2 separate regions of the Mus musculus genome follow, and region 1 is linked to region 2. Evidence: chromatin loops called from intact Hi-C (ENCODE). Cell type or tissue: gastrocnemius. All regions are shown on one strand. Each heading gives the region's core, and the rest is flanking DNA. Links, peaks and the distances in the headings are about the cores only.

Region 1 (15,526 bases), core at 4,680-12,679, 44 kb after region 2:
AATAACTAAATCTTAAAAAAAAAATCCCTTATAGGTGTATCCAGCCACATGGGTTTTAGTTCCAGATGTAGTCAAGTTGACAACCAACAATAACAATCATGTACACCTTTTGGAAAATTCTAGATTTTTCTAACCTGAGCCTCACATTGATCTTTGTTGAAATGACCTCTTTATTCCTATCTTTAGGTTATGTGGGGCTTGGTTTGGTGTTGTTTCTAGGTGTTTTTGTTTATTTGGTTTGTTCTTTGTGACAAAGTCTCAGTATGTGTCCCAGACTGGCCTGGAATCCATGTCCTTCTGCCTTAGCTTCCCCAGCTCTGAGATTTCAGGCAAATATCACCACAGCTGACTTATTCTGTTTCTGTGTCTGCCTCTTTGACCCACATTTGTTCCTGTCACCTCACCCATTAGTCTTTGCAGAATGGCCGTGACATTAACTTGGGAAGTCTGTTTCCTAGACTCATTACCCGCAGATTCTTTCAGTAATTCCTTTGTTTAGTGAACATGTGTTGAGGATTCACGATGGGCTGAGTGCTATTGCGGCAGGATGATTCAGCAAGCCAAAGATTTAGGAAGAACTTGGATGAGACTCAAGCAGTGGAGGGGATGGCAGCTTTAACTACTCGGGTCCAACACTTCTGAGGGACATCCTCACGAGGAGTTGCAGACGGGTCTAATATCTTGTGGAAGAGCACACTAGGAAATAGAACATGCGCAGAGGCCCTAGAGAGCATGCGCAGAGGCCTTAGAGTGTAAGTATAATAAGGAAAAAAGGCGTAGAGTGAGGGTCAAAGGTCAAACATTAGGGTTAAGTGACACACTTAAAGCCATGGGGCTACTTCAGAAACTCTGACTTATATATGAACAAAGAGTGTCCTTTAAACACAAACAAACAAAAAAAGAGGAGCAACATTAATTTGAGGGTTATGAGTTTAATAATGTATGCCTTCCAATACAGGGGGAAAAACCAAGCAATACACATACTTAGAAAAATATTTACCTATATTTAGAGGAAAAACAAGAAATAAAAGCACATCTTATTACATTAACCTATTTTATAAGAGTAAATTATTATCATCTCGTGTGGGGGAGTGATTTACCTAAATAGCTAAATTAATCAGGCCATCTGCTGCATTCAGTGGGGTTTGTGTCAAGTCCAAGTGACTGTCCCCGAGGCCTGGGCACCAGGTGGCACTTGATTGAGCATCGAAGATCTTTTCAGAGGGATCTAAGGTGTCTCCTATGGGAGTACCACTCAATGCTTCCTTTTATCTCCCTCAGCAAGAGAAGCGTCTGTTCTCTTTCAACAAGCGCACAACCTCTGTCAAGTCTGTTTCCTGGGTATTGCATATTGTATATTGTGATTTCCCCCCCCTAAGACTTTGTTATTGTTTCTTTGTTTGGTTGTTTCTTTTTGGATGAGGAAATTGTTTGTTTTTAGATGATAAAGTCAGAGACAGCATACACTGGGCTGTCCCAACTACCCCGAGATCACGGTGTAGATAACAATTGCACAAATCCCAAGACTGATTACATGTTCTTTCTACCCTCACCACCTTACTGAAAGAGAAACAGGAGATTCTAAATTTCCACACTGAGTGACATGCTCTGACCCAAACCAAACCCCACTCATTTTTCTAATGTTTCCCCAAGAAATATAAGAACTACAACCACACTGACCTGAAGCAAGTATGGTCCTTAAGAACCGGAAACCAGCCGGGTGTGGTGGCACACACCTTTAATCCCAGCACTCAGGAGGCAGAGGCAGGCAGATTTCTGAGTTCGAGGCCAGCCTGGTCTACAAAGTGAGTTCCAGGACAGCTAGGGCTACACAAAGAAACCCTGTCTCGAAAAACAAAAAAAAAACAAAAAAAAAAAACAAAAAACCGGAAACCGGGAAAAATGCAAACTCAGCAGCATGCCTTTGGTTTTTCTCAGTGTGCTCTGCAGTCTGGCACACTTTATTGTTGAAGTGTTGTTGCTGCTTATGGTAAACATGCATCCTAAGGGTAACAAAAACATAGAAAATCAACTATTCACAATGCCCACGTGACTTCTGTTGAGTCACTGTGGGGACAAGGTCACCAGGTACCTCTTCCACTGCCAGTCTATCACTTGGTAACTTTTATTTGATTGCTTTTTTTTTTTTCCCTTTCCCTTCTCTGTCTTGCTCCGGCCCCTGCTCGCTCAGGTGTTTGTGAGCCACCATGTGGCTGCTGGGATTTGAACTCGTGACCTCCGAAAGAGCAGTCAGTGCTCTTAACCGCTGAGCCATCTCAACAGTCCCAATTGTTAATTCTTTTAGACAGGTTTTCACTCTGTGCTTAACTCCTGGCTAGTCTGGAACTTGCTATGTAGACCACACTGACTTGCTGAAATCTATCTGCCTCTGTCCTGAGTGCTGAGATTAAAAGTGCTTTTGTTTTTTAATTTTCTTTTGAACAGCAGGGTTTCATAAACCCCAAGCTCCTATGTAGCTGAGGAGGGCCTTGAACTCCTCATCTTCCTGCCTCGCCCCTGCCAAGTGCTGCCTTTGTTTGTCCTGAGATTCTTGCTCTCCAGTCCAGATTGGTTTCCCACTCTGGATCCCTCTGCTTCAGCTTTCTAAGTATGAGCACTGGGTATGGGGCCAATCATATAAAGTAGGCTTTAAGTGCACTCAGAGAGCGGTTGGTTACTCCCATAATAAATAGGCCATTATTTTTCTCATAGCTATATCTTCCTAGGCAAGTGGTTATTGTAGCTCAATGATTCACTTCTGGGTAACACTGGTGGTTTTCTCTCCTAGTCCTGTGCATGGAACCTTCAAGGCCCATGGAAGGTAATCCATGGGATTGAAGCCTCCAGATCACCATCTAAACCAGTACTAATTTCTCCACATCCTGTAACTCAGATATGTGATATTTTCAACAACAGGGCCTTTTGTTGTTAGTAGTTATTAGCTGATTTTGTTTTGGAAACAGGGTCTCACTATGTGACCCTAGCTTGCTTGGAGCAGGTTGGCTTTGAACTCAGAGATCTGCCTACCTTTGCTTCCTCAGTGCTAGGGCTAAATGTGTATACCACCACACCTGGCAGAAATAGAGTCTTATAATCTGGAGGGTAGCTAAGAGCAATCACAAAGTCCTGTAGTGTTTGGAAGTGGGTACCTGGGGTCCTGTTGACCAACAATTCAAAAAGAAGTCACCTATACCTGGCACTGGGCTTTTTATTTGATAGCCAATGGTATTTGGGAGAGAGGTAGTATCCCTTTATTATACAGTAACACCAATAACACTCCTTTTATACTAATATATATAGTAGGAAGCCTCTACCGTAGTTAAGTTTCCATATGACATTTTCAAAGGTTTTTGATGTTAGCCATCTCTAACCCTTTCTGTTCCATTAACCCTGTTTTCCTCTTCTTCTAATCACCCACATTCCAACCTCTGAAATCCACTTCCACAGCCCATTTCTGGTTTCCTGTCTTCTTTGGGTACTCCAACTTAAAGATACCTGTTAAAGATTCAAAGCTATCATTGTTGTAAGAGAGAGAGAGAGAGAGAGAGAGAGAGAGAGAGAACATGAAGTATTTGCCTTTCCGGGTCTGAGTTACGTCACTCAAAATGGTTTGCAATCCCACCCCTTACTTTCAAAGGTCATTCATTTCATTTTTTCTTTACAACTATTGTTTTTAACATTTCCTTGTATCCCCTTGCAGTTTCAAATGCCCCACCCCCACCAGGAAGCTCTTTCTTCCTTTCTCTCTTTCTTTCTTTCTTTAAGATTTTATTTAAGCATATGGGTACACTGTAATGTCTTCAGACACACCAGAAGAGGGCATCGGATCTCATTACAGATGGTTGTGTTGGGAATTGAACACAGGACCTCTGGAAGAGCAGCCAGTGCTCTTAACCTCTGAGCCATCTCTCCAGCCCACCAAGAGGCGCTTTATCAACATACAAACTTCTCTCCTTTTCTCCAGAGCTCAGGAAACTTTTCCCTATGTGGGTTTTTTTTGTTTGTTTGTTTGTTTTGTTTTGTTTTGTTGGTTTTTTTTTTTTTTTTGGTTAGGCAGACACTTTAGGTCCTGTCAGGACAGGGCTTACACCTCATCTGTTTTCATTTAGTTCCTGACTATCACAGAATCACAGACCTTGTGACTCTGAGCTGAACACAATAGTCAGGATTCTGGATATGGTGGGTTTGAATTATGTTTGGCCCATAGGGAGTGGTACTGTTAGGAAGTGTGGCCTTGTTAGAGGAAGTGTGTCACTGTGGGGGTGAGCTTTGAGACCCCACTCCTAGGCACATGAGGGCCAAACTTCTCCAGTTAGCCTTCGGAATAAGATGTAGAACTTTCAGCTCTTCCAGTACCATGTCTGCCTGCACACTGCCATGCTCCTGCCTTGATGATAATGGACTGAACTTCTGACCCTGTAAGCCAGTCCCAATTAAATGTTGTCCTTATAAGAGTTGCCTTGGTCATGATGTCTGTTCACAGCACTGGACAACTGAACCATCCAAGGAGAATGAATTTAAACTTGATGAAGGTTCTTTCTCACTATGAACTCATAATTTTTCTTGAGAATCAAAACTTCACCTCTTGGATGTCCAAGGCTATGTCATTCCAGTCACGGCACAGCCCCATTGTTCACTTAGTTCACTTCCCTCTGTGGGTCCCATTCTCTTCCTTTTCAGAGTCAAGTTTTCTAAAGGATCCTCAACTAGATTTTGCAATTGTTATAAATTTGTCGGATGGATTTCCCCGCCCCCCTTGTTCCTTAAGGCTTCAGCAGTCTGCATATAACAATTGAAAAATGACTTTCAAAGCGCCTTCAGCCCCTGTTTAAAGCAATAACATCTTTTACACTAGAAGATGAGGATGACTTATCTCTGCTCCTTAAAATAACTCATCTTAACAGGAGCAACGCACTTGCCGTTTGACAGTCATACAAAATGTCTTGCTAATTATAACCCTTCACTTTATCAGAAGGAAAGAACAGCTTTACATTTGAAAAGAATGGACTGGATTTTTTTTCAACCTAGCAGGTTAATAGATTTTATTATTTCACTTTCTCCTTGCCATTCATAATTAAGCCAAAAAAGATAATAATTTCACTTTCTCCTTGCCATTCATAATTAAGCTAAAAAAGAAATAGTCAAGATTTGCCTGTGATCTCAGTGTGGCAAGACGATGAGTTCAAGGCCATCCTCAACTGCACAGCAAGTTCAGTCTATCTTGGAACACAAGAGACCCTGTCTCAAAGACACGAAACAAAACAAAAATGAGTAACAGCACTAAAAGAATACAGTCGAGTACCAGTCAAACCCAACTCTCGAGAAAGCTTTGCTGAGCCCGTAAATTAGAAGGAGGCATGGGACACTAAACCTCGGAAGCAGGATTGTGAGATGAATGCCAGAACTCCTGGCGACACATTCCATTAAGATTTTCAGATTACTTGATTTTGAGCCTGAGTATAAAGGAGTGTGTTTCTTCTTCTTTTATTAAATTCTGAAGGATGGAAGGAGAGAAAGAATAGCTTTCGGAGGATGGAGATGAGACAGGGGGGAGCCAACCGATTACAGACAGCCTGTTTGGAGTAACTGCTGAGGGCTGGAGAGATGACTCAGTAGTTAAAGGAACTGCTGGGCTAAGGCTCAGCTCAGTTGGTGGAGCATTTTCCTAGCATGCAGAAAGCCTTGTGTTCCATCCCTAACACCACACAAAACCGTGTGTGATAGTGCATACGGCATGCACTTGGAAGATTGAGTCAGGAACACCAAAAGTTCAAGGTCCTTCTCAGGCTCCAAAGAGAGTTTGAGGCTAGCCTGGGCTACTTAAGACCCTATCTCAAAACAGAAAAAATAAAAGGAACTGCTAGGAAATGTCCAAATGTCTTCCTTATTGCCTACTCTTTTCTGTCACTCTGTCTTCTTTCTCATATTTAAACTCTGAGTTCTGAAGGGAGATTTAGAAGCTGTTTGGAAATATATTAAGTCAGACAACACCAGATGACAAATAGCAAATTAATTCGGAGCTAAAGACACAGAAATTTTTTTTTTATTAGAGGAGCAGGGTGGGGAGGAGGAGTCGAGGGTGAGGGTCATTAAAGTTATTTTGTGGATTAGACCAACCCAGGAGTTGCCTGAGCTCTTAGGAGAAATTATTTTAATGCTTTCATTAATTCTCCAGTTCATCTTATTGGTTCCATGGGCATCAAAGATATTTTCTCTGTAGCAAATATTTGCACGGGAGTGCTGTGTCAACAGCGAGAGGCTCTGGATTCCAACAAATAGTCAGATGCGTCTTGGGACTTGTAAAAGCTCTTAAGGCAGGGCCTGCCACACCCTGGAGAAGGCCCTTTGTAGCTCTTCAAACAAGCCTCATGGGTGCTTTCTGCTGTGAAGATACAGGATACAGGTTGAGGGATGTGGCTCAGAGGCAGAGCACTCCCTTAGCAATGGTGAGGAAGCCTGGATTCCACTGGTGAAAAGGGGAGAGGGATATTTTGGGGGACACGATAGAAATAACTTCAGGTCGTAATAGATATGGGCCATAGGTAATTACCCAGAGCTGGAGCCGAGTCCTGGCCATTGTTACTAGAATGTTACCACCTCTCTACTGTAGAAACCTCTGAGGTCTTATGTCTTCATCCTAGTTTGGTCTCTTATAAGGATTCCTGAGACTCTGGGATCAAGTACAAACTAGATCTACTAAACTTGAACCAGGGCAAGGAAACTAGATATAAAGAGTGTATCACATGCAGTGATGTGAAATCTGGGATCAGGGCAGTATGCACCGTGGGGCCCATTGACACATCAATCCAGTCTTCTCTCAGACAGAGCCAGAAGTGCTGGCTAGGCCTTTGCTCCAACCCCAACCCTGAGACTGACAAATCTGCATTGTTCTGGTTAGAGGGAGAATCACTGAGCTCTTGGGACTGTTTATGCCCATTTTCATTGCTGTCTGTCTCCCCAAGAGCTTTGTGAGGAGTTAGTTGCCTCTGAGGTCAGAATCTGAGCTTCATATACTGCAGGTCTAAGTCCTCACAGAATTTGGAGTGTGGGTGTGGTTGTGGGTGCACTACACGTGCATTCATATGGAGCCTGGGACTCGTGTCTGGAATCCTTTTCAATTGCTCTCCACCTTATTCTTTTAAACAAGTTCTCTCATTAAACCTGACCAGTGAGTCCAGTGATCCTCCTGCATCTACCTCTGCAGAACCAGAACTGCAGATTCACGACGTCATGCTCAGCTCTGATGTGGGTGCTGGGGATCAAATTCTTATCCCTGTCTCAAATGGCAAGGACTTTAACAACTAAGCCATCTTTCCCAGGCGTGGATATTTTAAAGTCCATTAAAGATTTGGATTCTAGTGCTTCCGGACTTACTGACATCAATGTAACTGACATCACCACGGGGCTTAAATGAGTTCATATAAATATGTGTATATACAAACATACATACACACATATATGAATACTTGGCACTATGTTTGTCTCATAGTGAGGATTAAATATATTTAACAACCATGCTTCAGTGTCTTAGAGTTTCTATTGCTGGGATAAAACATCATGACCAAAAGCCTCTTGGGGAGGAAAGGATTTTCTTCATTTATACTTATATATCACAGACCATCACTGAAGGAAGTTGGGGCAGGATCTTAGGCAGGGGAGGAACCTGGAGGCAGGAGCTGATGCAGAGGCCATGGAGGAATGCTGCTTCCTGGCTTGCTCCTCGTGGCTTGCTCAGTCTGTTCTCTTTCACCATTCAGGACAACTGGCTAAGGGTGGCACCATCCTCTGTGGCATGGATCTACCCACATCAATCACTGACCAGGAAAGCACATCACAGGCTTTCACACAGGCCAATCTGGTGAGGGCATTTTCTCAGGTGCCCTTCCAAAATGAGTAACCACACAGTCAACATCAATATTATTTGGGATAAAACTTGAAACTTCTTATAGTATATTTTATCACTCAATTAAGGACCACCTACCCAGGAGTGGCAACCACCCACAGTGGATTAGGCATAATCACCCTACAAATTTGTCGCTGGATGAAGGCATTTTCCCAGTTAGAGTTCCCCTTCCTGGGTAACTCCAGCTTTTGTTAAATTGACAAAAATATGTCAGAGAAGCATGATGTAAAATAAGGACAAAGCCAACAGTCAACAGTACCAAATAATTATGCTACTGTCGTCTTACACATAAGAGACTTAAACAGGAAGAGAACATCCTAAATGCTACCTAAAAATAAAGATATAGGCATACAGCGACTGTGGCTTTTTCTTACTAGATTGAGCACATTTCACACGAATCATACTTTGATGATGGCCAGCATTCTCATTTAGAAGTTTGCTTTTTCAGCTGACTGGGATTGTCACGGGCACCCTGGTGGCAGAAAGTGACAAGCTGTTCCTCATCTAAGGCATTCCAATTAACACAGAAAGAAAACCTGAGATTTTTTTCACATGCCCCTTCTGCGAGTCTGACCATCTCAGCGTGCTTTGAGGAAACCCTGAGAAGACAGCCTGCTCTGCAGCTTGTTTTTAAAACAAGCCTCTTGCTCACCCAGGCTGGGAGGACTCTGTTTAAAGCATGCAACACTGTGAATCACAGTTTCAAAGGAAAATGACAGATGCAGCTCTCAGCCAAGCAATTTGTAAGGCTGGATGGCTGACAGATCCAGGAAATAGCAGGAAAACAACCAAAACACAATACCAGAGCCAAGGGCCTTGATGTAGCCCAAAGTAACTGAAACTCATCAGAGCGGATAAGATGGAGTGAACGATGCCAAGGAACAGAACCCAGAGGTGGAACTGCTTTGATGAATCAAGTAACCTTGGATGACAAGTGACTCTGAGGCTCTGAGAGGATTCAGGACGCACCTTGTGGCAGTTTGAATTGAGAAACATTCTCCATTGGCTTAGGTACTTGAACATTTAGTCCCCAGCTGGTATCTGTCTCAGGATTTCTATTGTGTTGATGAATCATCATGGGAAAAAAAAAAGCAAGCATCTTGGGGGAGGAAAGGGTTTATTTCAGCTTATAGTTCCACATCACAGTCCATCACCAAAGAAAGGCAGGGCGGGGACTCAAAGCAGGAACCCGGAGGCAGGAGCTGATGCATGCATGGGCTGTGGAGGGGTGCTGCTCATTGGCTTGCTCGCCATGGCGTGCTCAGCCTGCTTTCTTTTACACCCAGGACCATCTGCGCGGGCATGGTACCACCCAAAATGAGCTGGGTCCTCTTACATCAATCATTAATTAAGAAGATGTCCTACAGACTTGTGTAAACCCTGATCATAAGGAGGCATTTCTTCAGAGTTCCTTCCTGTACAACACAACTCTTTTTTTTTTTTTTTTTTGCCTTTAAAAGAGGAGGCTTTATTGTTAATTATTTATCATAACAGTCTCAGAAAGAAGAACATATTAGCTCAGTCTAACATGATTTGCAGTTGGCAAAATCTAGTGAAGCAAGTGTTCTGATTGCTAAGGATTTAATCTGGGTGCTTTTAATACTTAGCCATCTAATACTTCTAACACAATCCAAAATAATACATCAGCCCCCCCTTTTCGCTTTAATACCACACCTACCTCCCTTCAATACAGAAATATCTTCATTAAATATGATTCCCAGAGGACAGGTTCCCTGGAGCATATAGCCATGAGGGTAGTGCACAAAAAGAAAACTGAAAATAAAACTCTGTATGATGATTTACTAATCTAAGGAAACAAACCCTTCCAATATATTAAGAAATAAATCCACTTACAAACTGGAGGCTCTGTGTGGAGGCTCTGGCAGTGTAACTGAGAACAGCCAGCTATTTACAAGAGACACAAGCAGGAAGAGCGCCCCTAGCCCAGCAAGAGCCTCTGAAGCCAAAAGTGATCTCTCTGCTGTAGGCCACATACAAGAATCCATCTTCATGTTTTTCCTTCTCATAAAGCTGTCCTCTAGTTAGGCTGGACTGTGGGACTGTCTTGTCCACAAACAGGAAGATGACCTCCTCAGAAGGAAGCTGGATTCTTTCTCTGATGATCCACATGAACTGAGCCACAGTGATGTCGGATGGGACCAAGTACTTCCTTTTGCCAATGTCAACAATCTGAGAGCCAAAGACTTTTTCCACGATCACCGGAACCTGGTCGATGTACTTCATTCTGAATCTTCGCGGGATTCCACGTATCTGTGTTCCAGCGAGCGGTCCTCCTTAAACATTCACTTCATGGTGGAGGGAGCCCGCTCTTTGAGCCACGGGTTTCAGCGACCACAACAACCGAGGAGGCAGAGGCAGGAGGCAGAGGCAGAGGCAGGAGGCAGAGGCAGGAGGCAGAGGCAGGAGGCAGAGGCAGGAGGCAGAGGCAGGAGGCAGAGGCAGCAATGACTACTCCCCAACAACTCTTTTTTTTTTTTTTTTTTTTTTTTTTTTTGAGACAGGGTTTCTCTGTAGCCCCGGCTGTCCTGGAACTCATTTTGTAGACCAGGCTGGCCTCGAACTCAGAAATCCGTCTGTCTCTGCCTCCCAAGTGCTAGGATTAAAGGTGTGCGCCACCATGCCTGGTTCCCCAACAACTCTTTCTTGTGTCATATTGATATAAAAACTGTCCAACGAAGTGATGTTGCCCAGGTTGGTTGTGAGACTTTTAGAGGGTGTGGTTTTGCTGGAAGAAGTATTTCACTGGTGTCGGGTATTAAACATTTGCTGTCTAGTCCCATGTGATAGTTTGAATGAGAAGGACCCCCATAGGCCCATAGATTTGGATATTTGATCATCAGGGAGGGGCACTATTTGAAAGGATTGGGAGATGTGGACTTGTTGGAGGAAGTGTGTCACTGGAATGGGGGTGGGGTGGCATGGGCAAGGGGCCGGGCTTTGAGACTTCAAAAAGCCCATTCCAAGACCAGAGTGTCTTCCTTTGGATCAGGGTGTACTTGTCAGCTGCTGCTCCACTGTCTGCCCATCATGTTTCCTGCCATGATGATAATGGACTAAAACTCTGAAACTGTAAGCCAGCCCCAATTAAATGCTTTCTTTTATAAGAGATGCCATGGTCATAGCGTCTCTTCACAGTCACAGAACACTGACCGAAACACCCAATGTCCTCTTCATTTAGAGTTTTAGAGTTTTAGAGTTGAGGATGTGAGCTCTCAACTTCTTTCTCTGGCCACATGCTGCCATGGCTCTCTGTCAGGACAGACTCTCCTTTCTCTGGAACCACAAGTGAAGACAACAGCAGCAACAAAACTATTTCTTCCATAATCTACTTTGCTCAGGGCTGTTTATTACAACAACAGAAAAGTAGTTAATAAAGGACCAAAGAAGCAGGCACCAAAAACTCTTTGAAGATTACACAAAGGCAAGTTATTTTTCAGTAACACAACCCTAGTAGTAGTAGTAGTAGTAGTAGTAGTAGTAGTAGTAGTAGTAGTAGTAGTAGTAGTTGTTGTTGTTGTTGTTGTTGTTGTTTAAGTCCTTGTGGTTCCTCTCCCACATTTCATGATCCCTTACTTTTCTTTTATAAAAAAATTTAGACAAGGTTTCACATGGCCCAGGATGGCCTTGAACTCACCGAGTAGGCAAATGTGACCTTCAACTCCTGATTTTCCTGTGGTCACATCCATAGTGCTAGAATTTCAAGCATCCGCCCATCACTCCTGCTTTGTGTGGTACCAGGGATTGAATCCAGAGCTTTGTGATGCCAGGCAAGTCCTCTACCAATGGAGCTGCATCTTCATTCCTTATGATCTTTTTCTCGTTACTTGTATAGAAACAACTGGTGCTAACTGAGCCTCTTCCTTCCGGAGGTCTTCCCATTGGAGCTCTGCTCCTCACAGGTCGGGGTTACATACATCTGTTCTACCCACTGAGGTATACACAGCACCTACAAGGTTACAGTACCCATCAGATGCTCGTTTAATGTCTGGTGTGTGAACAGTTAAACAAACATGTGCACGCTTGAGCTTTGTCACAGGTTCTGTGGGCTTGCAGATTCGTTTACTCCTCATCACAATCCCACGAGGAAGGTGTTTATCACTGTGTCCGTCTTACACTTGAGCAAACCCGTGTGCCAACAAAGTGAATTCATTGGTCAAGGGTGTATGAATGGGTGTATATGGCTGAGCTCACAAACCCAAGCAATCTGGCTCTCAAGTCCACTTCTGACTCAGTTCTTCATAAGAATTAGCCTTTAACATTGTATATGCCTTTGCAGGTTTTTTCTTAGTCAATTTCTTTTTCCTTCTTTCTTTCTTTCTTTCTTTCTTTCTTTCTTTCTTTCTTTCTTTCTTTCTTTCTTTCTTTCTTTCTAAAGATTTATTTATTTATTATATATGAGTACACCTTAGCTGTCTTTAGACATACCAGAAGAGGGTATCAGAGCTCATTACAGATGGTTGTGAGCCACCATGTGGTTGCTGGGATTTGAACTAAGGACCTCTGTAAGAGCAGTCAGTGCTCTTAACCACTGAGCCATCTCTCCAGCCCCCTTGCCTTTAATTTCTTATAGCACTTTTCTAATAGGTCAAAGTATTTTCTGCAGAAGCCTAAATGCAAAAGAAAGCCGCGGCTTTATTTTATTCTGGCATTTATTTCTGCACAGGGTTCTAAGTAAACCAGGGTAGCTTGAGCCTCTTGATCCTCCTGCCTCAGACTCCTGAATGCTAGGATTTCAGGAGCAAACAATCTTGCATCATTTTATTTTTCTCTCTTTATTCATTTAGTTTTAAACATCATAATTTTTTTCTTGCTTTTTTTTTTGTTGTTGTTGATTTTCATAACAGGGTCTTATTATGTAGCTCTGGCTGTCCTGAAGCTCACTCTGTAGACCAGGCTGACCCCGAATTCCCAGAGTGCTGAGACACCACCACCCAGCTAAACATCATAAGTTTTTAAATTTAGATTTATTTACTTTATGTTTAGTGTTTTGCCTGCATGTAAGTCTGTGCATTGCCATGTGCCTGGTACCTGCATAAACCAGAAGAAGGTGTCAAATTTTCTGGAATTGGAGTTACAGGCAGTTGTGAGCCACCATGTGGGTGCTTGGACCTGAAGCTGGGTTCTCTTCAAGGGCAGCCAGTGCTCTTAACTGCTGAGTCATCTCTCCAGCCCTACCGTGCTCCTTTAAAAATACTCACTAAGCAATCCACCCACAAAACTTTCGACCCAAAATTTGTCCTCCTGTCTACAAGAAATGCAGGGACAAAAGTGGAGCAGAGACTGAGGGAATGACCAACAAATAACTGGCCAAACTTAAGACCTATCCCATCTCAGTTTTTAGGGACTATTTCCCAGTGTCTGCACAGAATGGCAGAGCAACAGGGCCTTTCCAAAGGTAGTCAGTAGTCTCCAACCCACAAGAGAACGTATCTAATTGTGACCAGTCTCCTCCTGTGACACCCACTGATTTTCCATCTTCTCTTTCTACCTGTGTATCTACCTATGTATGTATGTATGTATGAAGTATCTATGTATCTATCTACATATGTATGTATATGTATGTATGTATGTAGTATCTATATATATATCTATCTACATATGTATGTATGTATATATGTATATGTAGCATCTATGTATCCATTTATTTCTATCTATCTCTTATGTTATTTTTTGAGACAGGGTTTCTCTGTATAACCCTGGGTGTCCTGGAATTCTCTCTGTAAACCAAGCTAGCCTCAAACTTAAGATATCTTCCTGCCTCTGCCACCCGAGTGTTGGAATTTAAGGGTGTGGACTATCACACCTGGCCTGGATCTGATTTTTTTTTTAAACATTAGAAATTGCACAAATTGGAGTCTATAGGATATCAAATTAAAAAAAAAATTAAGAGGAAGCTGGGGTGTTGTGGTCGGGGTATCTAGGAAGAGTTAAGGGAGAGGGGGAATATGATCAAAATACATTGAGTGAAATTCTCAAAGAATTAATATACTTTTAATTTAAACAAATTAAATACCTTACTTGCCAGCAAGATAGCCCAGAAAGGAAAGGTGATTGCCATCATGTCTAACAATTTGTATTTGATCTCTTGACACATGTAGTGGACAATGAGTGCCAGTCCCCACAAGTTGTCCTTTGATGTCCATACATGTGCAATGGCAAACACATACACACACATGTCCTCTATTCAAATATGTGCAAATGTATTATATATATGCATGTGAGTACATAGCATATATGCATATGTATATAAAACAGGAAATACCTCCAAATATATATTTTATGTAACAATTTTCTCCAAAATAAAACCATGCATCCTAGAAGTAAGATCCTTAAGACACAGGATACTCTAAAGAAAGGTAGAACAGGTAAGTTTTGTCAAAAGCTTCAGTCAGGGAGTCTCTGAAAGTGATAAGATTTACTAAGCTCTCCACCCCTAAGCTTATATCAGCAGTGAGGACTGTTTAGACAAGCTGAGCTGCCTGAAAGAGTCTCAAGCCAGCCCAGCCACCTGGAAGAGACAGAGACAGCTGAGCTGCCTGGGTGACTCGAAGACTAGGAAGAGTCTCTCAGACCAACTGAGCTACCTGGAAAGGACACTCTCTACCCTGTTTAGCTGCCTATAGACTGTGTGAAGTACTATTCCACACAGTCATTTTTAGCATTCATGAACTGTCACCCGTGCTGGGGTGGGTTTTGGTGATACAGCTGGCTCCGAGTCACTGCTGCTCCTGTAAGTAACCTTCCATCACATTGCTGCAAGTGACCCTAATGGAACTCTTGGCCCAGCAAGTCGAACTTTGGTGCTATCTGTGTTTTGTTCTGTTGTTGGGTCCACATTTGGGCGAGTGGATGTTTGTTCACACTTCCAAGTATTAGTGTTACACAGCTATATACAACCTCAATAATAAGTGTTCTACACTGTCACAATCCACAAGCTCCAAGCTGGCTGAAGTCAACCAGCAAAGTTCTAAAAGGAGACTCCCCCTCCCCCTCCCCCGCCCCCGAAGCAGTACCATGATAACAGCGCGTTTAATTTTTCAAAAATGCTTATGGAAGTGAATCTATATTTAAGAGACATTATACTTTGAAGAGCGAGTACAGATTGAGGACACTTAATACCACTCACAAAGGTCATGATTGTGAAAGACAAGAAATGTTGAATTCCACTCTATACAGGCTCATGCTCTATATAGGTCAAAACAAATTTAATTTACCACCCTGTGTATATTACTTTATATAATATAAGCTGTTTTCCTTTAATAGTCCCAGGTGAGAACACTGTCTGCCACCAGACACAGACTCTGAGAGGAGAGGCCCTTCCTTCCCTTTCTCTCCTCAAAGGAAAACATGTCTGTGTGTCTTCAGTACTTCTGAAGCAACGTGGAAGTATTTCCACTATAGCAGCCAGTTCTTCAATTCCCCCGGGCATAAACGCATGTCTCAGAACTAATTTCCATTGCATCATCACTCTTTCTCCCTGGAGTAAGCACAGACCCTACAGCCCCACAAGATTGCCCCTGCGTCAGACCCCAGTCTTCATCAGTGTGTTCTAACTGACTGGCTGCAAAGCAGGGGGTGCTATGCCCTTCCCTCATGGTTAAC
Region 2 (15,526 bases), core at 2,944-10,943:
ACACCACTCAGCCCTTGGCACTGTCAACCCAGGCATAGCCAACAGGCTTGCAGTCCGCGGGCACAGCGCTGTGGCCGCTCTCCTCCCAGCACAGGGCAAGCAACAAGAATAGGGGCAGCAGCAGAGGCTCCACGATGCTTTGGTCTCGTAGTGGTACTGGCTTCGCAGGCGACCGAACCAGGTAAGCCTGCGGTGGCCTGTCTCCAGCAGCCCGAGAAGTCGCCGGACTCGTCAACGACACGCTCCTTTTCGAGAAAATTTTAGTCAAGCCTTAAAGATATAAGTTGAGAATTACAAAAGTGGCCTATGTGGCTAATGCTAAGGTGCTGAGTCTCTTTGAGACCCTCAGCCATGCTCCCAGCGAGTTTCTCAGCGACCTCCAACTCTGCTTCATACCGTCTATACTGAAATCATCTCTATCAAAATCACGGGTCTGTAGACAGCAGTTCCGAGTTGAGCCTGTACGGGGCACCACTGATAGCGAGCGGCGTTAGAGCCATATTTATCACAGTGTCTTTATCTGTCAGGTTTCTTAAAATGTTATTTTGTTAATAGACAAAGGTTATTAAATATTAATTTACCCCTGTCTCCTGTATTCATTCTTCCCCCGCCAAGCACTCCGTTTGTCTCTGCAAAAGGTTTTTGCTCAGGAAAATCTACTAAAAGAGATTTCCATGATGCTGACTGACAGGGCAAGAGGAGCGGGCAGGCAGCCAGAAGTGCCAACTAGTCTGAGCTGTGGCCGCTCCATGAGAGATCACAGCTGGGACCCAGCAGAGGAAGGGAACAGCAGTACCACTGGGGGTCCCTCTACTGCTCCTTACCAGGGTGTCCAGGGTTGACGTTCCTGTACCTGTGGACTACTCACTCTGCGAACCCGGATAAAGCATGCTGAGGAATGGGGCAGACAGCATGCTGAGAGAAAGAGGACCCAGAACCGCAGGAAGCCTAGGTCTTCCTAGACAGCTGTGAAGTCTGCTCAGCTGTGTCTCGCAACACCAGCCAGTCAGCCAGGCCTGGGCTACCCACACTCAGCTTGATCCCTCGGCCTATCCTCCTAGGATGTTGCTCTTGTCCAGCTGCTGGCTGTAAATAAGGTGTGGCACAAAAATCACTTTCCCAGATTGGAGATATGTGTGTGTAGCCAATGCTTGGATGAAGTTTGTTCTCCTCCATAGTGGCTTTGCCAAGATTTTTTGCAGGTTACACTTTTTTTTTTAACGATTTATTTATTTATTTTATATAAATGAGTACACTATCACTATTATTTATTTTATATATATGAGTATACTATCACTGTCTTCAGACACACCAGAAGAAGGCATCAGATCCCATTAAAGGTGGTTGTGAGCCACCATGTGGTTGCTGGGAATTGAACTCAGGACCTCTGGAAGAACAATCAGTGCTCTTAACTGCTGAGCTATCTCTCCAGCCCAGCAGGTTACACTTGTAAACTCAGTAAGATCAGATTTTTTTTTTCCAACCAGCAGAGGGTGTAGCTCCTAAAAGTATTGAGCTGGATGCTTAGAAGGAGGGTGGCAAGGAACAGTAACAATAGTAAATTTCAGCACCAGAAAAATAGAGCACTAAAATCAACAGCAAACAAGAGGGGCTGGCGAGATGGCTCAGCAGGTAAGCTCTTCCGAAGATCCTGGGTCCAAATCCCAGCAACCGCATGGTGGCTCACAACCATCTGTAATAAGATCTGATGCCCTCTTCTGGTGTGTCTGAAAAAAGCTACAGTGTACTTATGTATAAGAATAAATAAATCTTAAAAAAAAGAAAAGAAAAGAAAAAGAGAAGTGTGGAAAAATCAAAAATTTGTAAAGAGGGCTGGAGAGGTGGCTGTGTTAGGAGCACTAGCTGCTCTTCCAGAGGATCAGGATTTGATTCCCTGCACCCCGATGGCAACACACAACTGTTTGTAACACTATTCTCAGGGGATCTGGCACCCTCTTCTGACCTCCAAGGGCACCAGGCACACATGAGATGCACAGACATACATGCACATAAAACACAAAGCACGCATACACATAAAATAATAAAATAAATAAATATTTTAAAATAATTAAACACATTGATAAATTAGGGTATGCTTTTTAATAATTACATATATTAATAAATTAGTATAATTTAATGAAAATCATAAGAGAAAAAAGGAGGGATCGGAATTAAGGCACACAGTGAAAGAACATGGGTGAGAGTGTCATCCTGTCAGCCGGGGGCAGAGTGTTGGTTTAGTAAAGTAGTCATAGGTTCTCCTCCAAGATCCATTACTCACTTGCACTGAGTAGTTTGCTAGTGTCCAGCAGCAGGTAGAGTTTCTCTCTTGTTGAGGGGAGGTCTTAAGTCCAACTAGAGAGCTGTTGGTTGCTATCGAGGTGTGCGTGCCACTACTGCACCTTTTATGCCATTTCTACACCCTTAGAGTTACCATACCATGCAGGTCACCATGGTTCATTAGCACCGTAGCTGGGTAGGAATATTGGTTGCTTCTCTCCTTTGGAATCTTGGTAACTTTTTTTTTTTTTAGATTTATTTATTCATGTATGTGAGTACACTATCACTGTTGCTGTCTTCAGACACACCAGCAGAGGGCATCAGATCCCATTACAGATGGTTGTGAGCCACCATGTGGTTGCTGGGAACTGAACTCAGGACCTCTGAAAGAGCAGTAAGTGCTCTTAACCGCTGAGCCAGCCCCTCTTGGAAACTTCTGATACCATGGAAGTTAGTCCCCTGCCTCTGAAGTGCCTGGTGTCTACAGCAATAGGGACTTACACTCTACCACTGGGGAGCAACCAAGGACAATAGAAATAGGCTTTACTGTTTGGGGGAGTCTCTTGGACAACTCCAATGAGGCCTTCCCACGCCTGGTGTGGGGTTTTTGCTAGATAGTCTTTGGCTCTCAGAAAGGGTGTTGTAGGCACAGATGAGGAAATTTCATTTAAACCATATACATAGCTGGGCAGTGGTGGCGCACGCCTTTAATCCCAGCACTTGGGAGGCAGAGGCAGGCAGATTTCTGAGTTTGAGGCCAGCCTGGTCTACAGAGTGAGTTCCGGGACAGCCAGGGCTACACAGAGAAACCCTGTCTCGAAAATCCAAACAATAACAACAACAACCACCCATATCCATATAAGGACTTATGTGCATTGTAGGGTTTTGTTTGTTTGTTTTAGGCAGAGAGCTGAGAGTATGAGTCCTTATAACTTTCCCTTACATTATTGAACCCTCCCCTCTTCTGTATTTGTCTCCCTCACCCCTCCTTAATTGGACATCTATGCTTCCCATCCCCCTCTTTAAATCACGTGTACCCTCTCAGTCCCCTCTAACTGCTCTCTGCCATGGTTCTCTTCATTTTCTTGTTTCTGCAGGTACTCCAGGGTATATACTCACATCTGTAGACTTGGAGCTGGAATCTCAGGTGAGAGCGAACATCCAATGCTTGGTTTTCTGAATCAGGGTTTCCTCACTCAATTTGTTTGTTTGTTTGTTTGTTTGTTTTTCTAGTTCCATCCATTTGCTTGCAAAGTTCATGACTGCATTTGTCTTTACAGCTCAGTCAGTGGTATTTTGCAAAGTCTATTGTCAACCGAAGGACTTTGAAGTTGTTTCCGTTTCTTAGCTATTGTGACTGATAGGTTACTTCTCCACCAGTGAAATGAGCCAATTCCAGTCAGGTTAGAGTATATTAAAGGCAGGTTTATTGGGAAGCCACTCTTGGGCAGGTTCACTGTCCCCAAGGAAGGAGGCCAGGGAAGTAGCCATGGGGAGAGGGGGCAGGGACGGGGAGGAGAAGAGTGAGAGCGACAGACCAACAGACCCCGAGGTATCTGGATTATATAGGGAAGAGCCTCTGGGGGAAGGGCAGCTAAAGTTCAAGGTTGGGGGCAGGGTGTGCCAGATAGGGACCAAGGGATGCTGAGAGAACCTGGGGGTCAGGTCTGTTTTGATATGTAAACTATGAATCTCTCAGTCCCTTGTCCTGGGGTCCGAAACCAACCAGTGACTCGATCGGGAATGAGCATAGCTGAGTGTGGCGCTATTTTCTGCTTCTTCCCTTGGGATGTCCAGGCCCGATGCACACTGGGCAGGAAAAGACCGGTCTGCAGGATCCCGGTCCACCAGTGAATGCCCAGGGGAGCTCTCCTCCGAAGATTTCAGTGTTGCAGCTCTTTTAGAGGACATTTACTGATAAAGCTTTCTTAGAAAGTATTCAAAACAGCGTGTGCGCACAAACTTTGTTCCCGGTGAATTATGGGAACTATATATATGAACTTTGGAGAGGGGGAAGGGGTTCTTCTTAGTGTTAAATTTAATTGGCTGAGGTTTATGAGGATAGCTCATTTGCATGGAGATTGTTGGGGCTTCTTGTGTGTGTGTGTGTCTTAGTCAGGATTTCTATTCCTGCACAAACATCATGACCAAGAAGCAAGTTGGGGAGGAAAGGGTTTATTCGGCTTACACTTCCACATTGCTGTTCATCACCAAAGGAAGTCAGGACTGGAACTCAAACAGGTCAGGAAGCAGGAGCTGATGCAGAGGCCATGGAGGGAGGTTCTTTACTGGCTTGCTCCCCCTGGCTTGCTCGTCCTGCTCTCTTATAGAACCCAAGACTACCAGCCCAGAGATGGTCCCACCCACAAGTGGCCTTTCCCCCTCGATCACTAATTGAGAAAATGCCTTACAGTTGGATCTCATGGAGGCATTTCCTCAACTGAAGCGCCTTTCTCTGTGATAACTCCAGCTGTGTCAAGTTGACACAAAACTAGCCAGTGATGGGGATTTTGATTGCGGTTGCATTGGAGTTGCAAATAGCTTTTGGTGGACTGGTCAACTTCATAATATTAGTTCTACCAACTCATGGGCTTGGGTTGTTGTTAGCATTCTGTCTAAGCTCCACCCCACAGTTACCTGGTAACAGCCAGGTAGGCCTGACCCACTATAAAAGGGGCTGCTTACCCCCTCCTCCTCTCTTGCTCTTCTCTTGCTCTCTCCCTGCTTCGCTTCCCCCTTCTCTCCCCATTCCCTCCCCACCTCTCTCCACATGATTATGGCCAGCCTCTACTCCTCTACTTCTTCTCCCTCTCCCTTTCTCTCTCTGCCTTTCCCTGCCTCTTTCCCTGTTGACTCCTGCCTCTATTACCCTGTTGACTCCCCTCCCCATGTCCTGAATAAACTCTATTCTATACTATACCATCGTGTGGCTGGTCCCTCAGGAGGAAGGGATGCCTCAGCCAGCAGAGGCACCCCCTTTTCCCATACCTCACTATACCTCCATAGAACATATCCCCCCTCTTTATCTTTTTATGAACACAACAGTTGTCTTTTCACTTTCTAGTGTCTTCTCATCTCTTCCTACCATAAAGTTCTCTTCCTACCATAAAGTTCCTGCTTGCTTACCTTTATTCCTAGATATTTTATTTTCTAACAGGCTATTATAATATAATATTTTCAGAAATTGTGAGAAGAAATAAAAAAAAACCTGAGATACTTCCAGGAAAAAAAAATTCTTTGGAAAAGACAGACACATGTACAATAACAGAAGGAAGATGGATACAGAGACTGAGGTTTGTTGTGTGGAACAGTGGGAAATTCAGTGTCCTGGTGAGTTCAGTGACAGCAGGGACCACAGCTCTAGGCATTATGTTTGCTTCCTTCCCTGCTCTCTCTGCCTTGACGTTTCCACTCTTCAACCCTGCCTGGCAGGACATATGTTGTTATCCATCACATGACTGTTAATGTCTTTTAAAGAGAAGCAATGAGGGGCTGGAGAGATGGCTCAGTGGTTAAGAGCCCCAACTGCTCTTCCGAAGGTCCTGAGTTCAAATCCCAACAACCACATGGTGGCTCACAACCATCTGTAATGAGATCTGATGCCCTCTTCTGGTGCATCTGAAGACAGCTACAGTGTACTTAGATATAATAATAAATAAATCTTTAAAATAAATAAATAAAGAGGAGCAATGAGGGTCAGGAGAGAAGCAAGGTGCATGACTTCAATTTCTGCACTCTATGCTAGGCCTAACCTTAGGACATTGCTCACTGAGCACTGTCCTTGTGCTGTCTGGTTTTGTGTCAATTTGACACCATCAGAGAGGAGGGAGCCTCAATTGAGAAAATGCCTCTATAAGATCAGGCTGTAGGCAAACCTGTGGGGAATTTCCTTAACTAATGATATATGTGGGAGGGTCCAGCCCATTGTGGGTGGGGTCACCCCTGGGCTACTGGTTCTGGGTTCTACAAGAAAGTAAGCCATGTGGAGCAATATAAACCAGTAAGCAGCATCTCTCCATGGTCTCTGTATCAGCTCCTGCCTCCAGGTTCCTGCCCTGCTTGAGTTCCTGCCCCCATTCCTTTTGATGAAGAACTGTTATATGGAACTGTAAGTGAAATAAACCCTTTCTCCCCAAGTAGCTTTTGGTCATGGTGTTTCATCACAGCATCAGTGAACCTAACTAAGACAGTCCTATTGCTAACAAAACTATACTCAAGTCCTGAGGAGGCACAAGTCACCAAGGGTACTCCAGTCTCTAAGCTAAAAGCATTAGTCCCAGTGACTGTGGCTGCTCTCCAGATGGGGAGTGGAGAGGGAAGCAGAGTTAGAGATTCCCTGTAGGCAGGCAGACAGAGAGAGGGGTCATGACTAGGTAATAAAGATGGCAAGCTTCCAAGATGGCTGCCTTTTCCCCACTGAGACTGGTGTCTGGCAGCTTAAAACAAAGGTCTGGCAGGCTTTTCTCCCACCAGTGGGGCCCACCTGCTCATGGACCAACCAGAGGTGTCCACAGCAGAATCAGGAGTTGTTTTACACCACGCTGAAGGCCAATCAGCCCTCCTTTGTTCAAACTCACTTGCCCCCATTTAAGAGAAGATCTTTGAAAGACTTCAAAACAACAACAACAACAAACCACCACCAACAAAGATACAGCCCCGGAGAAGAGATAGGATCTTGGGGCTCCTGAGCCGTCCTCCCTTTTGCAGAGGGTCTTTCTGTTTTTGTGCCTGCTTTGTGTGTGTGTGTGTTCTTAGCCCCAGTTAAACCCTCTTTTCACCATCTAATCCTGTTTGCCGTGTTTGGTATTTTCCCCTTGGTAAATGTCACACTGTTTTTCCCTGTCTTTTGATTCTCTTATTGGCTAGATCCAGAAATGCTCACACGTGACAGCTCATGGATGATTTGTCTAGGAGCACAGGATGGGGGGCATGAAAACTGGCCACAAAGAAATGGAGAGGCCTAGCTCAAGCACCGGAAATAGCAAAGGGGTGAGAACATGAAATATGTTTTGAGCACCCAAGTTACAGGATTACTCTGGGGGGAGGGATGTATGTATTGGGCCATATGAATAATTCACCCTGTCCCTTCTGTCACCCGTTCTGATACTTTTAATGACATCTTGTAATTTTATAAGGCAAAAATGCGTGATGCTAAATGAGGAGGAAATAAAAAGGTAGATTTGTAGTCTGCTGCCAAGACACCAGCAGGATGTAATGAGCATCCGTGTCAGCATCCTTTGGTACAGAGAGCGTGGTCTGCAGCTGGTGAGTTCCTTTCTGATACAGATTGTGGGAGCCTCCCCAGTCTGAAGACCCACTGAGGCAGAAATAAAAATATAGGGACATCCTCTGACTCTCTTTAGAAACAGCCTGGCCAGTGGTTGATGGCGCCTTAGATGAAGACAGCAGGAGATTCACTTGCCCAGAGAAGGTCAAAGACCTCCTGTGATAAGGAAAAAAATCCAGTGCAGTGACCTGCAGAGAACAGCTGGGAGCCAGAGAGTTAAAGGCAACATGATATACCTGGATATGTAATAGGAGAATGGCAGGAAAAATGATCCTCTTAAAGAGAGATGCGCTTATAGACCTCAGGGTCTCTCACTTGATGTAGCTGCTCCCACACCTGCTAAGCCTATCTCACTCAGAGAGCATTCATTTTCTATTATTCTTTTTTTCTCCTCCTCCTCCTCCTCCTCCTCCTCCTCCTCCTCCTCCTCCTCCTCTTCTTCTTCTTCTTCTTCTTATTCTTATTCTTATTCTATCCTATTACTTACTTTTATATATGTGAGTACACTGTCACTCTCTTCAAACACACCAGAAGAGGGCATCAGATCCCATTACAGATGGTTGTGAGCCAACACGTGGTTGCTGGGAATTGAACTCAGGACCTCTGGAAGAGAAGCCAGTGCTCATCTCTCCAGCCCTTCTATTACTCTTTCTGCATGTCCCTTTGATCCCAGGAAACACCCAAGACCACTGTCTCAGCACTTCTAACATTGTTCTAACTAAGTTTGTAGAAATGAAGAAACTGTGAAGACATATTCTCTGTTGACCACGGAGCCAGTGAACCCTGGTGAATTGGAATTTCCTCAGGAATTGCCTGCTAGCTGAAGGAAAAGGCTAGAGCCTGGTGCCAGACTGAGGGGACTGTGTCTCTTGAATGGTCTCACACAGTTCTCACAACTTGTCAGACTGCTTTGTAAGAGAGACTGGAGCCATAAATGATGGGTCAGTGGGTGATGAATGAGATAACACCATGGCTGGGACTCCTTAGCTGAACACACCTGTTACCCTCTATTTACCCTGAACTCTCATCTTGAGACCTAGCTAAGAGACTTACGAGTCACTGAATCTCTTTGTTCTTGTCGGTGTGGCCATGTTAAATACTTCTCCTTTTCCTGCTGCTTTTTTTTTTTTAAAGATTTATTTATTATTATATGTAAGTACACTGTAGCTGTCTTCAGACACACCAGAAGAGGGAGTCAGATCTTGTTATGGATGGTTGTGAGCCAACATGTGGTTGCTGGGATTTGAACTCAGGACCTTCGGAAGAGCAGTCTGGTGCTCTTACCCACTGAGCCATCTCACCAGCCCTTCCTGCTGCTTTTATAGGCTGTTGTACTGGACGGTTTTGTGTGTCAACTTGACACAAGATGGAGTCATCAGAGAAGAAGGAGCCTTTGTTGAGGAAATGCCTATGTGAGATCCAGATGTAAGGCATTTTCTTAATTAGTGATCAATGGAGGAGGGCACAGCTCATGGTGGGTGGTACCATCCCTGGCCTGGTGGTTCTAGGTTCTATAAGAAAGCAGGCTGAACAGGCCATGGGAAGCAAGCCAGTAAGCAGCATCCCTCCATGGCCTCTGCACCAGCTCCTGCTTCCAGATTCTTGCCCTGCTTGAGTTCCTATTCTGACTTCCTTTGGTGAAGAACAGTCATGTGGAAGTGTAAGCCGAATAAACCCCCTTCTCCCCAACTTGCTTTTTGGTCATGGTGTTTTGTTGCAGTAGTAGAAACCCTAAGGCAACCCTGGTTGTTATGACAGCAACACATCTGTTAGCTTTCAAAAATGAGCTATTTATTGTTACTGTTGCTGTTGGTTGCTTGAGCTTGTAGCCAGCATCTTGGAGGTGTCTGTGAAACCAGCTGCCTTGCTGTCTTTGCATCCTGGCCTGTGCAGTGCCCAGAAGGGCACTCACCATCAATCATGGATGTGGCCACTCCATGACTTCCACGATGGCATGGCTTCTGATGGCATTCTGACTCTGGTGCCTCTGTACTCACTCTTACCTCCTGTCTCTACCGCTGCTTTGTTACAAGTTAACCGAGGCAAGAAAAGATAACCCAAGGCAAGCCTCTTATTAAGTCTCTTACTGCACCACCAACAGAGCAGCTTAGAAAGGTCTACCTCAGTAGGCACACCTAGAAAGCTGACCAGCAAACGGTTATAGCCAGAGAGAAGCTGTAACAAAAACAGCAAACCTTTCAAATGTGTTAATGTCTTTGTTTGCACTAATGGGGGGCATTCTGACCTGGTGCTGATACTGGCATAGAGAAGCTGGAATATCCGCAGTAGCTCTCCATGAGTGTCAGTGTCTGTTTGTTCTTATCATGGTGTTGCCCACTCTGCACTAATCTGTTGCTGGGAAACCGGGTGAGGTGCTCTCCTTGTTCTACATGGAAATTGGTTGCAAGGTCACCTAGCGTTAACAAGGATTTAAAAAAAAGTCTTGGACAAATAAATTGAAATAACCCCAATTGCTTTGCTTGTATTTAAATAGTTAGAAATAGTTAGAAATGGCTTGCAGGAGTAACTCCCTGTAGTTTTGTCTTTTTTAAATACCAAGAAGCATATTGTTTAATTAATTTTATATCTCAACTAATTATGCTACAGGACAGATTGCATACTAATTAAATTAAGAAACATCAGTACTATCTAGGAGGATGACCCTAGCTAAGACTCCTAGCAATGGGGGGATATGGAACATGAAACGGCCACCTCCTGTAACCAGGCAAGGCTTCCAATGGAGGAAGGGGGACACCAACCCAGACACATAACCATTGACCTACAACTTTTCCTGCCTACAAGATGTACAAAGATAAAGTTGAAACAGAAAGTGAGGGGAATGGCCAATCAATGACTTTGAGACCCATGCCATACAAGAGAGCCCACCACTGACACTATTCATAATATTCTGCTATACTTGCACACAGGTGGCTGGCTAGAATAACTATCATCTGAGAGAGGCTTCACCCAGCAGTTGATGGAAACAGATGCAGAGACCCACAGCCAAATATTAGGCAGAACTTGGGGAATCTTGTGGAAGAGTCGGGGGAAGGATCGAAGGAGCCAGAGAGGCCAAGGACACTACAAGAAAACTTACAGAATCAACTAACCTGGGCCCAGAGGGGTTCACTGTGATGGAACTACCAATTAGAGAGCATGCATGAGACAGACCTAGGCCCCTACACATATGTAACAGATGTACAGCTTCATCTTCATGTTAGACTCTTTGCAGCAGGAACCAGGTCTGTCTCTTACTCTGCTGTCTGGCTTTGGATCCCTTTTTCTTAACTGGGCTGCCCTGTCTAGTCTCAATAGAAGAAGATGCATCTAGTCCTACTGCAACTTGATATGCTAAGGGGAGTTGATATCCATGGGAGGCCTCCCCTTCTCTGAGGAGAAAGGGAAGGAGGAAGGTAAGAGAGAGGGACTGGGAAGAGGAGGGAGGGGAATCTGTAACGGAGATTCAAAGTAAACTAATTAATGAAAAAAAGAAACCAGTACTTAAGGCATAGAACATCATGAATGTTGTTACTAGAGATTGATATCTTTTGTAATAATTTAGATAAGCAGAGTATACATATATGCATGTAATATATGTATTATATACACATAACATATAAAGGCCATATATATGTATATGTATGTATGTGTATACACATGCCTTCACTTGGTATACACACCAATACCTTCATTTGTAACCTCATTAAGACCAAGATTAGTATTATTGTATCACTTAGAAACATACTAAGTGGATCTAATTACAAACATATTTAAGGAATACAATGTGAGAGAACTCTTCAGTTGCATGCCTGCTGGAGATGAGCATCATCCAGCACTGTCAAAATCTTCATGAACGTAATCTTAGATGACGAGCCCCTTAGATGACAAGCCCGTCCGTGTCCTCCTAGGAGTGAGTCAAAAGCACCTGGATGCTGCCCTGATCTTTTTAACCTAAATGGAGACTTTGTGATGTGTTTTTCTTCCTTGTTTTGTTTTGTTTTGTTTTGTTTTGTTTTGAGACAGGGTTTCTCTGTATAGCCCTGGCTGTCCTGGAACTCACTTTGTAGACCAGGCTGGCCTCGAATTCACAAATTCACATGCCTCTGCCTCCGGAGTGCTGGAATTAAAGGCATGTGCCACCGCCACACGACTCTTTTTTCTTTTACTTAATAAAATCATTTACTTTTTTTTCCTTAATACTTTGAAGAAGACTCTGTGGCTAATTTTGAATTTTAGTTGTAGTTAGTTAAAAGTTCTTTACAATGCTATATATTGCTTTTTATTTAAATAGATCAAATTTTATGAACAGATTTAAATATTTGTCCATCAAAATGAGCTTTATAATTATTATGTAAATGAGTTTTATAATTACTAAATAATTTAGTAGGAATAATCTAAATAGGCATAATTCCCTAAACAGATTATTTTAAATGACTAAAGCATTGACTAGCTATCCACAACGCTATGACTAATAAGAAAATCCTATAAAATTAAAATGTAACCGCAGGTTTTAAAAGTCCATTTAGTAGGTGGGAGGGGATAGAGAGTTTGTGGAGGGGAAACTGGGAAGGGGGAATAACATTTGAAATGTAAATAAATAAAATAACCAATAAAAATGTCCATTTAGTGAAAGGATAAAACAAAGTTTTTGTTGTTTTAAGTTGTTTTCCCTCTTATTTTGGAGATTATAATTGCATTATTATACCTTTCCATTTTTCCCTTGAAGACTCATGCTCTTTTTCAAATTCATGATCTTTTAAAATTAATTATCATTATATAACATATATGTATATACATATATATCCATAAATATCACCCCCTCTGTTGTATAATGTTATTTGTATGTATGTTTCCAAGGATAACAGCAATCATGTTGGTGAGACTTTATAGTCGTAGCTTCTGACATTGCTAGGAGACACAAACAATCTCACAGCAAACTTTCCTGTTCTTCTGGCTCTTTTTTGTTTGTTTGTTTGTTTAAGTTTTTAAGATAGGGTTTCTCTGTATAGCCCTGGCTATCCTGGAACTCACTCTGTAGACCAGGCTGGCCTTGAACTCAGAAATCTGCCTGCCTCTGCCTCCCAAGTACTGGGATTAAAGGCGTGTGCCACCACTGCCCAGCACAATAATGAATTTTTAAGAAGAGAGAACTAGTATGGCCCAGCTTGTTTAAAAAAAGTTTTGTCCTGGGCATAAATCCAGAAGATGTTCCAACCGGTAAGAAGGACACATGCTCCACTATGTTCATAGCAGCCTTATTTATAATAGCCAGAAGCTGAAAAGAATCCAGATGCCCCTCAACAGAGGAATGGATACAGAAAATGTGGTACATTTATACAATGGAGTACTACTCAGCTATTAAAAAGAATGAATTTATGAAATTCCTAGGCAAATGGGTGGACCTGGAGGGCATCATCCTGAGTGAGGTAGCCCAATCACAAAAAACTCACATGATATGTACTCACCGATAAGTGGATATTAGCCCAGAAACTTAGAATACCCAGGATACAAGATACAATTTGCAAAACACATGAAACTCAAGAAGAATGAAGACCAAAGTGTGAAAACTTCCCCCTTTCTTAGAATTGGGAACAAAACACCCATGGAAGGAGTTACAGAGACAAAGTTTGGAGACGAAAGGATGGACCATCTAGAGACTGCCATACCTGGGATCCATCCCATAATCAACCTCCAAACGCTGACACCATTGCATACACTAGCAAGATTTTGCTGAAAGGACCCAGATATAGCTGTCTCTGTGAGGCTACACCAGGGTCTAGCAAACACAGAAGTGGATGTTCACAGTCATCTATTGGATGGATCACAGGGCCCCCAGTGGAGGAGCTAGAGAAAGTACACAAGGAGCTAAAGGGGTCTGCAACCCTATAGGTGGAACAACAATATGAACTAACCAGTACCCCCCAGAGCTCGTGTCTCTAGCTGCATATGTATCAGAAGATGACCTAGTTGGCCATCATTGGAAAGAGAGGCCCATTGGTCTTGCAAACTTTAGATGCTTCAGTACAGGGAAATGCCAGGGCCAAGAAGTGGGAGTGGGGGGGGGGTAATGGAGGACTTTTGGGATAGCATTGGAAATGTAAATGAAGAAAATACCTAATAAAAAATTAGCTTCGTAGACAGAAAAAAAAAGTTTTGACATAGCCACAGATGAAAACAACCAAAACCATATAAAAATAATTATCATAGACACCCATGACACAATTATATGACATTAAGTATACCCAGTTTAGAAAAAAAAAAAAAAAGGTAAAAAGTATATACTTCCATCTCTGAAATGTGAAAAGGCTTAGAGTAAGGTTAAAGATCAAAAGATGCAATTTGTCTCATAGATACCATCTCCTCTGTCTGTGTCTGTCTCTCTGTCTGTCTGTCTCTGTCTTTGTCTCTGTCTCTCTCTCTGGCTATACAGCTGAGGGGAAGTAGTTTTTTTTTTTCCCCATTGTGTCTCAGGTAGCTTTCTAGGAGGTAAGAGACTGGCTTAGGAGGTATGGGAAATCAGGTTTTATGATGCTTGCTGTTTCCTAGGTAAGCCATGTGCTGTGACATTATGACCCAGGAGCAGAATATAGATGAGTCTAGAAAATATCTATTTCTGGTGTTGGTGGCACTCAGACATTAGTGGGTCTCTGTTCAGAAAAGAAGAAGTAAAGGAACACAGAAGCCATGTTTAACAAGGTGGACCAGCCAAATGATGACAGGGAAACTCATGAATAAGATGAGTAAATTTCTAGGAGCACAGGCATAGCTTCATGTGGTCGTCTTTGACAGCCTGAGGACTTCCCCGGAGCGTTAGGGGTCCTGACTCAGACCAAACTGAGATTTTGGGCTTTAGGCCAAGAGATTTCAGTATTAGTTTGTTTAGTAAAGAAATAAAGGTATGAGGCTGGAGAGATGGCTCAGTGATCAAGAGCACTGACTGCTCTTCCAGAGGTTCTGGGTTCAATTCCTAGCAAGCACATGGTGGCTCACAACCACCTGTAATGGGATTCAATGCCCTCTACTTATGTATCTGAAGACAGCCACAGTGTACTCATATGCATAAAATAAGTAAATGTTCTTTAAAAAAGTTTTTAAAAAGAAAGAAAGGTGCTTTCATGTAAGCACAGTAGTGAAGGGGGAAAGAAAACTCCTTAAGAAAAACTGTAAGATACACAGGAATAAGCAAGGACAGGGAAAGATGAAGTAGTGACAGATTTTATAATTTACCTTTTGATATGCTCTAAAACAAACTTTAGAGTATTTATTTTAACTCACATGTAGTTTTTAGAACTCTCTATTATTGTGAATTATTGATTTTATTTTATTTTGTTAGATAATCTGCCTGTTTGTGATTTTTTTTTCATGTTGTATGTCCTGGGGCTTTGTTAAGCAGGAAGGATGAATCATTTTGATGATAGCACATTTTCACTGTTGAGGGAAGTTGCCAGACAGTGAAGCCAGTTGTTTTTACTTCGATCCCATGTTTTCCCCAATACTTACACATTGAAAGCCATTTCACAGCAAGGCAGGCTGGAGTAGCAGGAGGCAGCTAATCTCCACACATGTCCTCCTTTTTGGAAACCTGTTCCTGATTTTTTTTTCCCTCTTTTTCTGAAAAGTTGCCTGTCTGCACACGTGTGTTTGGGGTCGTGTTTTTGTGCTGTTTTGGGGATCGCTTTTTCTCAATTTCAGTTCATCTCGCAGAGGCTCTCGGGGTTATTCTGTATGTTTGTGGAAAAGAGGGCACTCAAGATACTAGCTGGGCAGTGATGACACATACCTTTAATCCCTAATCCCAGCACCTGGGAGGCAGAGGCAGGCGGATTTCTGAGTTTGAAGCCAGCTTGGTCTACAGAGTGAGTTCCAAGACAGCCAGGGCTCTACAGAGAAACACTGTCATGAAACCCGTCCCTCCCCCACCTCTCCACTCCCCCAAAAAAGACACTGGATGACCAATCC

Evidence for each region. Peaks named below come from ENCODE experiments on the same cell type or tissue, not always from the same donor. Only the 100,000 strongest peaks of a DNase experiment are listed, where the experiment ranks them.
Region 1: a loop joins it to region 2, with 2.0 times the contacts of the local background. A loop is called at or near these places in 2 of 42 quality-filtered maps.

The regions. Positions count from the first base shown.
Region 1 is chr8:127,030,486-127,046,011 of GRCm38, forward strand. It overlaps the pseudogene Gm5358. Among named protein-coding and RNA genes, the nearest start is that of Pard3, 26 kb to the right of the region's middle. In gastrocnemius, for the core only: no CTCF peak of the experiment used is centred there; DNase peaks (open chromatin) are centred at 8,677 and 9,118.
Region 2 is chr8:126,988,073-127,003,598 of GRCm38, forward strand. No RefSeq gene overlaps it. Among named protein-coding and RNA genes, the nearest start is that of Gm29688, 16 kb to the left of the region's middle. In gastrocnemius, for the core only: no CTCF peak of the experiment used is centred there; a DNase peak (open chromatin) is centred at 6,698.